Linked DNA regions of Homo sapiens: region 1 is linked to region 2. A link is a loop called in an ENCODE intact Hi-C map of the cell type or tissue named here. Cell type or tissue: A673. All regions are shown on one strand.

Evidence for each region. Peaks named below come from ENCODE experiments on the same cell type or tissue, not always from the same donor. Only the 100,000 strongest peaks of a DNase experiment are listed, where the experiment ranks them.
Region 1: a loop joins it to region 2, with 2.6 times the contacts of the local background. A loop is called at or near these places in 7 of 110 quality-filtered maps.

What each region holds. Positions count from the first base shown.
Region 1 is chr10:105,947,047-105,955,046 of GRCh38, forward strand. No RefSeq gene overlaps it. Among named protein-coding and RNA genes, the nearest start is that of LINC02627, 130 kb to the left of the region's middle. In A673, a CTCF peak has its summit at 3,478 (motif pointing right); DNase peaks (open chromatin) are centred at 3,495 and 5,295; H3K27ac peaks cover 1,806 bases.
Region 2 is chr10:105,792,911-105,800,910 of GRCh38, forward strand. All of the region lies in intron 3 of LINC02627 (long intergenic non-protein coding RNA 2627), which reads right to left. Among named protein-coding and RNA genes, the nearest start is that of LINC02627, 23 kb to the right of the region's middle. RefSeq lists a silencer at 4,321-4,615. In A673, a CTCF peak has its summit at 4,502 (motif pointing right); DNase peaks (open chromatin) are centred at 4,511, 6,141 and 7,921; H3K27ac peaks cover 455 bases.

The DNA.
Region 1 (8,000 bases), 150 kb after region 2:
ATAAAGCATGGTCTGAAAATGGAATGCCCCGAGGCCTTGTACCAGGTCTATGACTAGGAAGGGAAAGATCGAGCAGAGAGTATCACCTAGAATCATCATTTGAATTATGATGTAATAGCTAAAGAATACATTACCTAACATTTAGAAATTGTCTGATAAAACATTTGTATTGACCTTCAAGTTTCAGAAATTGGATTTCAATCTTAAGGGACTTTGGAACTTTACATTTTTATATCACTTGAAGCATTTGACTTTCTTCCCCGCTGGGCCATCCTAACTTCTACCAATTTATCCCACCTCAGTTAATGCAAATCATTGAGGCTGAGCCTCCTTTTATTTTTTTTTTTCTCTTTCTAATAATGGCATTTGTATTTTATTAGTAGGTGCTCTTTGCATCATATATGACACTGCCCAGACAACATTCACAGATCCTAGAGTGACTTGAACTTGTTCAGACACATCTATTTTTGCCTCATATAAACCCTCTCCACCAGTCTGATGTACTTACTGATTCAAGAAAAAAAAAAAACAACTTTTACTTGTAGGAATAGAGCCTTCTAGGGGTAGAGAGGAACCCATTGGGTTTTCTTTTAAGAACACTGGAGTCATTCACTACAGATCATAACTCTCCCCTTTCCCCAAGTTTACCAGAGTCTGAGCTTTTATTTTGACCATAAATTTGTTCTCACAGTAGTCAGGGCACATTAACCCCTCTTTATTGGACACATTATTACCTTAAATTGTTGCATAAAGACCTAGTTTTCTTGCATTTTTCCCCACGATGTTTGGATTGCATCTGCTTTTTTCTATGCTATAAAACTTTAAGAGTAAATATTTATCTGTCCATAATGAGGCCCAGAGATTTCTGGAATCTGCATGTTCCAGAAGAAAGTCAATCATTTCAATTTAGTTTTAACAAGAACTACCTAAACTGCCTATTGATTTTTGTCTTCACAATCAACTACATATAGAAAAGGAAGATTGGACTCCAACATGGGCCTTAGCACTGCTGGCTTCATGAGCTTCTGGAAAAATTCATACTGCACAACTTAAGTCTGATATTACGTTAACAGGCCTTACAGTCAAGTCTTCTTCAACGTGACCTTGGTTTTCCTTTTCAGTCACGTCTTCTACAGCTGTTCTATAGACTCTCTCCTTCAACCATTCTGACCAATACACAACATAATACCATATTTATTTCTTAGAGCAGAGACCTCTGAAAGTTGAAAATCATCTTTCAATTGAAATTTGAAAGATGGATTTGATTTCAGTGGACAAAATTCTCAGGGCTTTCTGAAAATTCCCAAGAAGCATCATTGTCATGTCATTGATCTTCTAAACGAGAATGAAATCTGCATGCTCATGAGAAACCACTTCCAACCTCAGACATTGCCCATGGATCACAGCATTGCTTCTTCAAGGCTCAAACATATTTATTATATTACATGTGGGGCTTATTTATTTACTTATTAACTATCTTCCCTTACTCGAATGAAAGCAGGAAGTTTTGACTTTTTGTTCACTGCTATATCCTCAGCATTTAGAATAGCATTTCACATATAGTAGGCACTCAGTGTAAGTTTGTTAAATAAATATAGTTTAGAATCCTTTTCAGCCTAGAACTACTGTCCAGCAGTCTTAATGAATTGGTATTAGAATTCAAGATTAAATCTACTGGCCATCTGTATTTGCCACTTCATGGGCTACTGCGTATTTCACTGTTTGTCCTGAATATTTCTCATCTTCCTCATTACTAGACACATAATAAAGCCACACAACTAAATAATGTTACCTATAATTAAACTTTTTAAAGGAAGGCATTCCTCATGAATAATGCACAGATGCCAAGAGTTATCAGTTACTGGATTCCTACAGTGGTGGCTTTGTAATCTGTCAACTTGGCAAGGCTGAACTACTTTTCCAGGTTCCCTTTTCTGTATGTTTCTGGCTTGGGTGGGCCAAAAAAGAGATTCTTTTGTGAGATTTGGAAAGAACAAAGCAGCAGGTCTTTGATAGCTCATATGTATTGCTGTTTACTTGTTTGCTTACCTAAGTGGCATGATACAGACACTAAGACTACAATGGTTTCACCTTCCACTGGATTCTCCATTAGCTTATTGGACTCGTGGGCTAGATGTGTGTTTAGCTCTCTTGCAAAAAAACCCAGTTTCTGCAGGACACCCATACCACTAAGGCAACAGCCATAAGACCTGGCAGTTTATAGTTTGTCCTACTGAGTTCCTGAGTTCCAGGTCTTGCTGGTCGGTTCTAGCTTGTCCTTGTTCTTCTCTACTTTACGTCTGTCTTCCCTTCCTTCCTGCCTGCCTGCCTTGTGGACTTTGAGCTCTAGCATCAGTCTCTGAGGCAATAGCCTTACAGAAGTTGGTTAACCAGCTTTCACAAATGCTTAAGCACAAATCATTATGCAAATCTACTTCTGCCTATCTAATCTATCTATCCTTCTTTCCATCTATCTATCCATCCATCCATCCATCTATCTTCATCATCATCTATCTATCTATCTTTTTCTATTGAGCCCTAACACACCCACTATATGCCATGAACCCAGTTAGGCACTGTTATCTCCAGCCCTTTCAACAGCACTATCTATTATGATTATCCCTATGTTCCAGAACATTTAAAACCACATCTGCTTGATTTCTAAGTCTGACATCTTTTCATACTTCATGCAATCTTAACTACATATTATTTTCTCACAATATTTATAAAATAAAACATATCCACATTAAAATTATATTAACATGATTCCACTAGCTCCCGCCAAAGCATTTGGCATTTTGAAGCAGGAACAAAAAAAGTTGATGGAACACAAAACACTAACAGAAGAATGTTTCCTTTTACTGAGGCCCATCTAGGAACTTTTCCAATGTGTGCTTTGAGAACTTAGATACATTTTGATTGATGCACCAATTTTAACATCTGCTTGGGCTCTTAAAACTAGATGTCTGGTCTATAACGTCTGTCTTAAGTGTATAAAACAGAGAAAAACTCCAACTAAATAAGTTCATCATTTATGTCTATACCATGACTTTTAACCTGAGAGACCCCTACTTGATTCTGAATCTTTAAGATTGAAATAAAATCTCTCTTTAGAAGAGATGGTCTAAAATTGATGCCAAACAGAACATTTTTTAATGTGTCTGACCAACAGTCATTTTCTGTTCCTACCTCTACCCAAATTATAGTAATCTGTTACCAGCCACAGAGAAACTCCTCAAAAGGAAAATGCATGTAAAATGCTACAAATTGTCCTTGGAGCAGAGTCAGTTTTAACACATATTAGTCATTATTATTTTCATGTTAATTATTGTTTTCTGTCATTATTTTGTTGCAGCTGGTAAGAGACTCTTCACTTTATGTCAACCAAATAGATTTTGCATCCCAAAGGCCCTGCGTGATCTTCATGTTCATACCCTTGAGAATGATAGAAGCTTCTACTCTATGTGGTGTGCTCTGTGTGGCCAGCAGAGGGAGCAAGGAGTTCTTTATAAAAGTAACCTTTCTTTCTGCCTCAAATTGGCAGATTGGAGATAAAGTGCTGATCTTTGGGACAAGTCAGCATTACACAGACTAGCTTCATGTAGAACAAGTATTTTTCATTTCTAACTGTGGAATGAAAAAGAAAATGGTGTTTCTTCTCTTCTCCTAATTTTATGGGCCAATGACTCCTCTCCATACAAATTATAGAAAAATGCAATTCACCATGAACCACTCATTGCTTCCCTAGCAAATTCATCCGTTGATAGCATACAGATAACTTATTCATACATTCACACGGTCCATCATTCATTCACAGAGATAGATACTTAACAGAGACATAAGGTCCTATGTGGCTGACAATGTGAGTCATGTTTGGATGGATAGAAGATTAAGAAAAATAATAAGAGTATAGACATTAGAGAGGTTTTGATATATCTTTTACATACCAGTTTGAAGCAAGCTCCAAAATGATGCTAACAAGCCATGTAATTATCTGACTTCTCATTAGTGATAATTCATTAGCAAGCCAATGTTATGCATGTCTGTTAATCACCTCCTGGTTATGGCTCTCTCTGGAGGACCACAAATGAGATTTTTAATTTTTCAAAACAGCTTTCACTCTTTTCCTCTTGCATTTGCATAGCACCTTATGCTTCTCAAAGTTGATTGACACACATAATCTTATTTGATTCTCACCGTGGGCCTGAGAGGTCAGTTTATTTACAAGTCCTCCATTGTCGACATGGAGTAGGGAGAAGGTAGGTACACATAGTGGCTGAATAACCTGAAACTGGAATTTAGGGTCCTGACTTCCAACCCCATTTGATATTCCTAGATGAGCTATCCATACTAGGTATTCAGTAAATGCTGGCCGGATGAATGTCTGATACTACTCTGTTTCACTGATAGTCTCTGATACTTGCAGATTGTCAATTAACATCCAGAGAAAGAGAAAGTCATAAAGAGTTTGGTTTTAAAAATCAATGAGGTGGGCCGGGCGCGGTGGCTCACACCTGTAATCCCAACACTTTGGGAGGCCAAGGTGGGCAGATCACAATGTCAGGAGATCGAGTCCCCCCGGCTAACACGGTGGAACCCCGTCTCTACTAAAAAAAATACAAGAAATTAGCTGGGTGTGGTAGCGGGCGCCTGTAGTCACAGCTACTCGGGAGGCTGAGGCAGGAGAATGGCGTGAACCTGGAGGGGCTGAGCTTGCAGTGAGCCGAGATCGCGCCACTGCACTCCAGCCTGGGAGACAGAGCAAGACCCTATCTCAAATAAATAAATAAATAAATAAATAAATAAATAAATAAATAAATAAAATCAATGAGGTGATGAAAAAGTTCTGCAACTATATAGTGATGATGGTTGTACAACACTGTGAATATATTTAATGGCAGTGAATTTTATACTTTAAAATGATTACCATGGTAAAAGTTATGTATTTTACTACAAGCCTTTAAAAAATGATATCAATAGAGGGGTCATTTGCATTCTGGCCACAGAAGGGACTAAAGAAATGGAAGGCTACATGTAAACTGGCAGTGTCTGTAAAGAGGATTCCAACTTTAAACAATGAGTTAGAGTATTCACGGTTCCTTCTGCTGAATTAAATTGTTTGACCAAAAGCTGCCTCCATACCTAGCAAATGGTAACCTAGGGTAACATGTAAACAAATTGCAAACTAACTTGAGAGTACATTCTTGTAGAAAATAACAGAGCCTCAGTCAATCTCAGCAGCCGAACTTTCAGGCAGTCACGGGCTGCAAACTGCTCAGGCATGTCTGAACAAGGCAAATGCTAAGCTGCAACCAATCAAGCTGTTTCTACGTTATCACTTCCTTTTTCAGTCAGTAAATACTGCCTGCTCACATTGCTGGGTGAAGCTCTCTGAACCTCTCTTGGTTCTGAGTGCTGCTGAATTCATGAATCTTCTTTGCTCAAATAAACTCTGCTAAATTTAGTTTGTCTAAAATCTTTCTTTAAACACTTGCAAAGCTTCAATTCGATACTTCTGTTATTCCAATTCATCAGCATGTTGGCTTGGGATTACACCCCTTCTGAGAGGAAATTTATTTTAATTTTACTCAAGCAATTTTCATCACAAAAACGATTAAAACATGGATTTAGTTTTCAAACAGGTCTTAGTCCTTTGGGACAGAAGATGTAGTTTTACATAATAAATGTTTAAGTAAAAACAAAAACGGAACCCATGAGAAGTGAAGCACCAGTTCAGTACAGACTTTGAGTTATTTCTAAGCTTTGGTGAGAGAAGCGTTGCCTGCCCCTATTTGGCCCCAAACACTCCTGACAACCATATCCGAGGTCACCGCGTGTATGTTGACAGAATCTTCATTCAGATGTTGAAAACATTTTGAAAATTTCTCTACAGCCAGCTAGGGAACACAGTTTCTTTTTCCCCATTATGGCTTAATCATCAGCTTTCTTCTGCTTTCTTTTACCTTCATGTGGGGAAGGCCACCTAGTTCCCAGCCTGAAATCCGAGGAAAACAAAACAAAACAAACAAACAAAAACAATATTCATGCCACAAGGTAAGGAATTAGTCATTTGATGTTTATTTAATTTTCTTCCTGACTGGTGAGATTTCCTACTTTAATACTGTGAAGGCTTTGAAATAATTTCCTTGCTGGTGTTTGAAATGTTTATTTCTTTGGGTGTGTAGTGCTCTTGTGGTGAAGTGCATCATGTACACTGCACGACCCACTTCTCAAGATCACCCTCGGACGGGTCAGAGTGAGAATGGTTTGTCTTTTGAACTCACCTGTGAGGACTCTGTGAGAAGTGAGCCAGAATGAATTACACAGAAACTAATTGATTTAATTGTATTTCTTTTACAGTCTGCGTAACTCACTCATTTTGCTCTACTATTTTTCATGAAAAAACATTGCTACTCTGCATATTGTATGTTCAGAAAACCATATACATTTATTGTCATGTAATATTAAAAATCTTTGTGGTCCCTGATGAAAAGAGCCAAATACATCCCTAGAGGGAAGATAGTTGTTAATGATTATGGTGTATGTCAATGGAATGTCACTGTGTCCCCCCCACGAGATGACTTGTGTTCAGAAGCATTTATTCATTGATTAGATCTCCTAGGTGTCAGGCACTGAGTTTGGTGCTGAAGACAAAACCATGAGCAAAAGCACCTATGGACCCTCCTTTAAATAAGTTTAGAAGCTAGTGAGCTGATTGATAGTCTCAAAGAGACCATGGCATTTGGGGTCAAACAGATCTGGCTTTGAATTTCAGGTAAGCCCCTTATTGTCACTTAGACCTCAACACCATACTAGGTATCCAGGAGGATAGTCAGTGTGTTCGGGAGAATAAGGCTCTGTACATATGACTGTAATAAGACACTTGCTCATTTCCATCCTGCCAAAAAAAAAAAAAAAACTCTTCTAGCTAGAAATTTTTATTACATCTCTTCCTCATGGGAAGAATTGCCCATTAGCTCTAGTAAGTTGGTAATTGTGTTATGCCTGTAAGCGGGGAGAAGTAAGCTAAATGTATTCCTGACTTATAGGTTTATTAACATTTGAGCTCTAGTTAATTTGAGCACCGTTTTAGAATAGAATTTAGGGCAAAGGAAAGAACAGGAGGAAGGAGGCTTATTTGTGAGCAGGTGGTAGAAGCAGGTAGGAAGGGAGATGAGAATGAATCTACAATGAATGAATACTCCTCTTAATTATGTATTAACCAGAGGTCTTCATTATTTGATGGACTACCTTGCCCATTACTACCTTTCCCTTCTGGTATTTAATAACTGAACTGTTTATTGCTTTAGTGGTAAACTGTGTCAGGAACCTGCAGTCCCAGAATTTTAAGAGCCTATGATTGAATTGGTTGAAGAAATCAAGAATAAGGAGTCCTGTATTATAGCCCATATGTAGGCAGTCATCTCTCCTTGGGAAGTCAGATGGGCTGGAACAGGGGAACAGTGGACAAAAAGAGAACAAAAAAGCAAATATTCTGTGCTCTAAAATATTAACATATAGAAATTCGAGTCATGGTTGAAAGAAAAAGGGTGAGGGGATCTAATGGTCAAAAATAAAATAATAATAATATAGAGCCTGAATCTTGAAGGATTTTGTTTTGTTTTCCTTACGTGCTCAGAAAAGGCCTAGATAAATGGAGCTTGAGGATACAAAAATGTGTCAGAATGAAATCCTCATGAAAATATTACATGGAAGTCATCACAACTCCACGGGACTTGGAGTACCTCTCTGCACCAAGATAGCTGGCTGATTTTCTGCTCAGTCACAATTTTACTTGAAAGCAAGAATTGTCCTAGCTCCTTTTCCATTATCCCAAAAAGTTTAACATTCAAAGCAGGGTCTCATTAAAAAAGAAACTACTGGTCAGTTAATATAATTGAGATATCACAATTTCAGAATAAACATTTTATTAAAAATAAAAATAAAAAAGTATTCTATAGTAAAATATTAGTGGATGTTCAAAAAAAGCTGATAAAGGT
Region 2 (8,000 bases):
ATATACCCAGGAGACCACATAGTACCAATGTTCTAACAAGGTGGTAGAGCCAAAGAATGCTCTCTTTAACAGAGAAATAGCACAGAACACAATTTTGTGGAGGAGAATTAATAACACAAGTCAATCAATCTACCTCTGAATGAACCTGTAATGCCTTACAGACTTGGCTATTATTCACAGATCCACCCATGACCAACACAGTTTCCAGGGAATATAAATCTGAGGCTGTCATTCAACTTAACAAGCAATGATAGGTTCTTGCATGCAGTAGAAATTTAGCGTTGGATTCCACGGTGGAGGGATGACTGGGCAGGAGAGGTCACTAAACAGATGAGATTCTCATTGCTGTTGCTGAGTAACAGGAAGGTGTGTCAGCCAGGAAAGTAAGACTCTTCGATGGAAGGCCTCACACATCTGACAAGGGTACTTGGCTTGATTCCATAAGCAGTAAACAAGGAGTCACTGTCTTTTCTTAGCTGGGATAGAGGTGGGGAGGTGGTGAAAGCATTGTTTAGAGTGATTGAGAAACTCATCTGTAAACCATATTAGAGTGTAGTCTTTGAACAACCTGCAGCACCACACTAGGATGTACGCTTTTATTGGTCTGGAGTGGACCCAGTAATCTACATTTTAATCAGAATCTCTGTGGGGGTCTGACAATTTGCATTTTTTAAGCCCACCAAGTCAATCTGATGTATGGTATATGTTAAATCAATTTGTTTTTCAAACTGGGTTGCAACCCACTAGGGAGCTAAAAATGAATTTAGTGAAATGCATCGGGCAACGCAAACGAGTGTATACTGTATGATTCCATTTATATACAGTCCATAAATATGCACAACTAATCTATGATAGAAGAAATCAGAATAGTAGTTATCTGGGTAGGGGAGAGGGCTGACTGAAAAGGGTACAGAAACCTTTTGGAGTGTTGGGAATGTTCCATGTATTGTTTGGGTGACGGCAACATAAGTGTATACATTCTCTTCTGCCTGCATTTGCATTCGTTAGAGAATTGGATGGCTCAATCTCTCACCACTTTCAGATCTGTTGAAATGTCATCGTATTGAGGATAAGTTCCATTACCCCCATTTGTGAATAATGCACCTTCTCTTTTCACCTTGATTTGTAGTCTGTTTTTCTGTATATTTATGGTTTACTATCTGCATGTTCTGCTAGAATGTAAGTTCCTTGAAGTCAGGGGATTTGTTTTACTTATGGCTAACAATCTCGGTGCCTACAAAAAAGTGCCTGAGAGCCAGGAGAAACTTAAAAATGTGTGTTAAAACTGATCCAACTGTACACTGAAAATCTATGTACTTTGCTGTGCATAAATTATTCCTCCATAATAGCAAAAGTAGGGAAATGTCAGGACATAACCTGATTTAAGGGTATGGGGAGTGTGTGTGTGTGTGTGTGTGTGTGTGTGTGTGTGTGTTTGTGTGTGTGTGTGTGTGTGTGTGTCTGTGTGTCTGTGTCTACTGGGTCAAGATTACCCAACATGATGGTAAGTATTGCTTATGGGTGTGTGTTTATGTGTGTTTTGGAGCACTGCTCTAGAGGGATATAGTCCAGGAACTAAGGGGCCATTTAATTTATTCTGCCTCCCTCTTGCTTTCTATGGATTGATACTTTGATTTCCTGCTATCAATATTCCTAGTATTTTTTTTCCTGCTTATAAGGTCACTTGAGTTTCTTGGCCATTTTTTTTTTCTTCAAACAACTCCAATTGATCCTAGCTTCTACAAATGTTCATGATGACATACTATTTTGTGTTTTTGATGGATGTGTAGTAAGACTCAGCTATGGAAAGGTTGATCATATTTGTTCAATAGGACAATTGACTGCTTCTGAATGCTTTGCTAAAATGGGTGATAGGTTTACAGAAGATCTGTGGTTATCTCCAATAAACACTGTATTTTCAAGGCAATTAATACACTGCCTATTCAAAGGGAGATGTTCAGAGGTTGTTCAATTCCTGTATGTAGAACTGGAAGAGGAAACACATGGCAACACTGGTAAGCTGAAGAATCAGGCAAAGCCCTTTATGCTTACGCTTGTTTTCTGGCTAACAGAAGCATCTTAAAAACTGTCTTTGCTGTAAATCATCATAAAATCTACCATGTTCAAATTTATTTTGCTAGGGGAGTGGACAGTAAGTACACTATTGTGAACAAAATGGAGTTTTACTCTGACAGTTCTGGATATTGCTGATTTTCTTTTTTTTAAAGTAAATTTTACTGTGTACATTTGAGGTTTACAGTATGTGTTATGGAATACATGTAGGTAGTAAAATAGTTACAACAGTAAAGCAAATTATGCATCTATCATCTCATATAGTTACTTTTTTGTGATAACAATAGCTAAAATCTACTTGACAAAAAACCCTAAGACAATACAATTTTATTAACTATAGTCCATATGTTGTACATTTAGATCTCTAGACTTGTTTATGCCATGTAACTACAACTTTGTATCCTTCGACCTACTAAATATTGTTGATTTTCAAAGTGAATATTCTTTTCGTACAATGAGAATTAAAGATGTTAAAGATGTATCACTCTGGGTAGAAATATTTACTATTTATTCAGGTTTAAAAAAGAGAGTCAAATTGAATTGGAATGAGCTGTGCTGATTATCCAACTTATAGGACTAAGGACTGCTGACTGGTCAGAGCCTTCCTTTCTTCTGCCTTGAAACATTTCTGGGTATATGTCACCTCTAACTTCATATGTTTCCAGGGCAATCTTTTGATCTTCTTTCCCATGAAGTCTAACGTTAACGCTGTGCATAATTTGTATTCTATTTGCTGTGGAGGATTTATATAACACTGGCCCAGTCTTATTTTCATATGGGGATGCTAGTATATAATCCAGTTGAATCTGAAAGGTTTAAACGTTTTAGTGTACACAAGAAAGTCATAGAACTATTGGAGGCATATATTGGTAGGAAAAATAGACAAAGTCTGTCTTTTCTGTCTTTCCTGTTAATGTGAGATATGGGATGCTATTGTGATAAGAGTGGGTGGGACATAGGTGAGAGTGGCTGATTAGAGAACTGAAAGATTACAGAAAAATCCCTTCATGGAAGGAATAATGAGACACCTCATACCCTTGAGCTGGACTAAGCCATTATGTTGCCTTTTCCCATGGTGCTGGCAGGCACCATAAGATCAACAGATTTTCATAAGACATTACAAGAAAAACTGGCTTCTTTTATATTTTTATTTCCCTGAAATCCCAAGGAGTTCATAGTTAAAATTAGAAGTCTATACAAGAAATATACCTATATGGAAGTCTATATGAGACATATACCTGTATAGAAGTCTGTACAGGAAATATACCCCACTCACAGAGGTCTGAGGTCTATTATTTTTAACCCAATTCTCAATGTGCACATTTTGTTTCCTTTGCTTATATCACCTCAAAGTGGAGGTACAAAAACAATAACAGCACACCCCACCCCAAATTAATTAAAATAGCTAAGCAATTGTCTTCTAGTTATTTAAATTTTAGCAAATGATTTTCTTTCTCTGTAGAAGTGTTAGCACAGAAACACCAAGGCTTTGAAAACTAATAAGAACACATTAAGACTTTCAACTTACACCAAAGGAATATCAAATTGCAGAAGAAGGTAGCATCAAGTCTTATGGCAGTGTCTATAATAAGGAGGTGTATACCATTGATGAAACAGACTGACCTATTTGAATTCTTGGTTGCAAGCAAGAGAAGACAACTTTGGTTGTCTAAGCAATAAAATTGCTGAGATACTATAGAATGTTGGGAGCCTGAAAGGCCAAGCTTTAAAAAGAGGTAGAATAAAGAAATAATACAGTTCTGGATGAATACTCTGGCCTGAAAATGATGCATAACATGCTAGATGCATTGGACATAACCACTGCAAAACCTGCTAGACATTGCCTCTACTTCTAGATACTTCCTTCGGGCATGTACCTAACTGCCACTATCAATCACCAACCCCCTCATTCCAGATTTGAATTACTGGGGAGGAAGATGACTATTTACTCTTAGTTCATGAGCTTAGATTCTAGCTGCAAGGGAAGAGGAAGTGATTGTCCACATTTCACTTTTACACTGAGATGTAGAATAATATGCTCTATCTCCCACTCCCTTTCCCTAAATTAGGCACATGGGAAAATTATTCCTCAAAGAAAAACAGAGTTTATTATTATGCAGGAAGAAAATAAAGATAAATTACCAGTACAATGTGTCTAGTAACTGGGAATTTTTAAGTAGAAGTATGAGCAAATACTGTGTATAGTGTCATATTGAGAAAGAAGCTACAAGCCCCTGATCTAATTCTAGGTTTCTATGAGATATGCGAACTTTGATGCCTTTCCAGTATAATTGCTAAGTTATAAGAGAGAAAGTTGGGTGGGTGTGTGTTCTCTATTAGGATGCCTCATGCTGCTTTGTATAATAACTGCTTGAATACAGTCCCACCCCCACCCATTAAGATCTGGTTCTTAATTACAGCACTGTAGGTTTGGCATCTAACCACTAGAGGTCATTCTTTTACATGTGTCATTCAAAATCATGTTAGAGGAGAGACCTGATTATGAGGCAACCTTAGAAGTTTGTTTTCTTTCCAGAAGTTTTAACTATTGCTACACATTGTACTGGGTGTACCTGTGGTTCCCGGGGCTAGGTACAGAATTAATTGTTATGGGATTTGTGCTGCTGTTGAAAAATAAATAAAGGGCTGGTGAGCAAAACTGGCAATCATTTCTACATTCTGTGTAACTTAATTTTCAGCACAGAATTCCTTTCACTTTAAGACCCTTCCGCTGCTCTGTCCAATGTGCATGCGTGCACATGCGCACACACACATATACACACAGGGCATTTCAAAAGTCAAGTGAGGTCCAGGCTAGTTACAATGTTATGGTTACATTAAAACACGGGGAAATAAAGACAGAATGAAGACTACAATGTATTAGACTTAAAACTAATCATATAAAGTATCCCACAAGTTAACATGAAAATGAAATGATTCTGCATGTAATCCCCTTTGGACATGGTGGTAAATAATGTCTACATTTAAGTCTCTTTGTCCAAATAGGGTCAGACACTTGTGGCTCAGCAGCATAGCCCAGCTGCCTAGAATGGGTGGGCCTGTGTGCTTGCACCCTGGTACCTATGTGTACCACCTGCACACATCCGCTCTAGTGCACCAGACTTCATCTCAAGCCTTGAAGGAACTGGCATTTGGCCAACTCCTTTGTAAGGATAAATAAGAGTTAATATAGTCTTCATTTTATAGTGAAAGTTACTTTCTGCCCTTGATAAACATGATCAACAAACATAGTGATTCTATAGCCAGTGGAGTCAGTTAAATACATCGTGGGAGGGAAGAAGCTTCATCTGGTACTATCAAACTCCCTGAATTCCATTTCAGCTTCTCCACATGCCCATTTTTTTTTTTTGAGTCAGTTCACAAGTTTAATTGTGGAATGCTTCACTTGGTTTGATCATGGGGGGAGAATCTATCTGAAGAGTAAAAGGTCCTGATGTTGACAATCTGGGCCACAGACCATCAGCATCTTGTGTCTGAAGAATAAAGCCCCAATCTGATCTCTTGCATTCATTGGGACGGCCATGCTGCACTGCTGTTGTAATTCTTCCCTTGATCTTTTCCATGACACTCAGCATTTAATCCTCTATTCTTCCTTTTCTTTCCTTTCAACATTCTTATTCTTCCCCATCCATTAGTCTTTCTGCTGAGAGAGAAGAGCTTCACAGTCCCTCCCCTATCTCCATCTTATCATGGTATTGTCGGGGACAAAGACAGAGTGGTTAACGCCCAGCAACATTTAAGAGCACAAGGAGAGACTCTTCTGAGCATTTAAATAGGCTCAATTTTCCCAGAACTGCAGAGAAAAGAAATAAAAGATAGTACACAGAGTTCCTGCCTTTTTCTTATTGCTGCCATGGGGATAAAGATCAAAGTCTTTATCTGTGATTATCCATCAGACAAATGCAATAAAATGTCCAATTTGCAGTCAAGGCTAACTCTGTACTGTCTTTCAAAACAAATTCATCTCCTAATCTTCTTGAAAATCTTCCCCCCAAAGCCCATGGGACCTGTGAGAAAGCATCCCTGCCACCAGCAGCTCCGGAATCTATAGATTGTTATTAAATAATGGGTTCCCTCAGGGCAAGGACCTGCCCCTGCCCTAGGCATGCACAGAAACTTAATAAATGGATCAGGAGCATAGGCATTTATGGAATCCACAGGGTGTGCTGGCATGGACTGTTGTGGAAAGAAGGTCTCGACAGCCAACCAACATGCTATGCTCCCTTTAGGATCTTGCTCTAAAGTTGGGGCTCAGGGATAGGGTGGGTCATAGACATATAAATCAATTAGTCAACAATGCAGGAGGCTGGGTGTGGTGGCTCATATCCGTAAGCTCAGCACTTTGGGAGGCCGAGGTGGGCAGATCATTTGAGGTCAGGAGTTCAAGACCAGCCTGACCAACATGGTAAAACCCCATCACAACTAAAAATACAAAAATTAGCCAGGCATGGTGGCGAACACCTGTAGTCCCAGCTACTGGGGAGGCTGAGGCAGGAGAATCGTTTGAACCCAGGAAGCAGAGGTTGCAGTGAGCCGAGATTGCACCATTGCACTCCAGCCTGGGCAACAGAGCGAGACTCCCTCTCAAAAGAAAAAAAATAAATAAAAATAACAATGCAGGGTTAAATAAGGGAGAGTGATGTGTAGGAATGAGACTGTGTCTGAATTATTCAGCTTGGATCCAAGGGCCATAACCTCCCTTCCTTTACAGCGTGCAGTGCAAATGGTTTCACTTATGTGAACAGCCTTCGGAGTAAACATGGGAAATTGCTTGGTGCCCACAGAAGATGATGGGCTACAGGGTAAAGAAGAAAAGACAATGTTCCCCAACATCGTGTGTTAATAAGAAGTAAAAGGTTTGCTGTATATCTGAGAAGGCACAGGAAAAGGAAAGGTTAGAGGCTGTTTTTTTTGCCACATCCTCTCCAGCACCTGTTGAGGCACATATACACCATGGAATACTATGCAGCCATAAAAAAGGATGAGTTCATGTCCTTTGTAGGGACATGGATGAAGCTGGAAACCATCATTCTCGGCAAACTATCACAAGGACAAAAAACCAAACACCACATGTTCTCACTCATAGGTGGGAATTGAACAATGAGAACACTTGGACACAGGAAGGGGAACACCACACCGGGGCCTGTTGTGGGGTTGCGGGAGGGGGGAGGGATAGCATTAGGAGATATACCTAATGTAAATGACGAGTTAATGGGTGCAGCACACCAACATGGCACATGTATACATATGTAACAAACCTGCACGTTGTGCACATGTACCCTAGAACTTAAAGTATAATAATAAATAAAAGTGATAGCAAATAAAAAAATAAAATTTTTTTTTTCAACAGGAATCTTTATTTTCTCTTTATTTACAGTACTCCCTTCAATCCTTTTACATGTCTCTCCTCATTGATTGTAGTGTGTGGGAGCTCCTTGTGTGATGATTGAGCCTGGAGAGAACCTGACATCTGTGAAGCTTTATTAGAGTGGCAGGCAGAGAGAGCCACTATCTGATACCAAGACAATGGGGTCATCTTCCTCCTGGTCCCCTTGTTCTTTTTTTTCCTCTTGGGTTCTTGGGTATCCTACTCTTAGAAAGAGATAGTTTGCCTTACTCCATGTGATAAGCAAATCCAACAGAGTTTGCTTCTGGGGATCCAGGAGGTCATTGCTGTCTTAGTTCCAAATTCTCTGCCTGCCATTCTTGGCTTAAGTCTGGGCTTACTCAAGTTTAGATTAAGGAGGCAAGTGGGAGGACTTGCTGAGTTCTCTGGCCAGCTTTGCCAGGAAGTTAATCCCCATTAGACTCTTCCTTTCTTTTCCCAAGTGGTCACAACACAGCAGGGAGCAGTGGGTGATTTAACTGTGTTTCCACCTCAATGAATCTCTATTGAGATCATAACA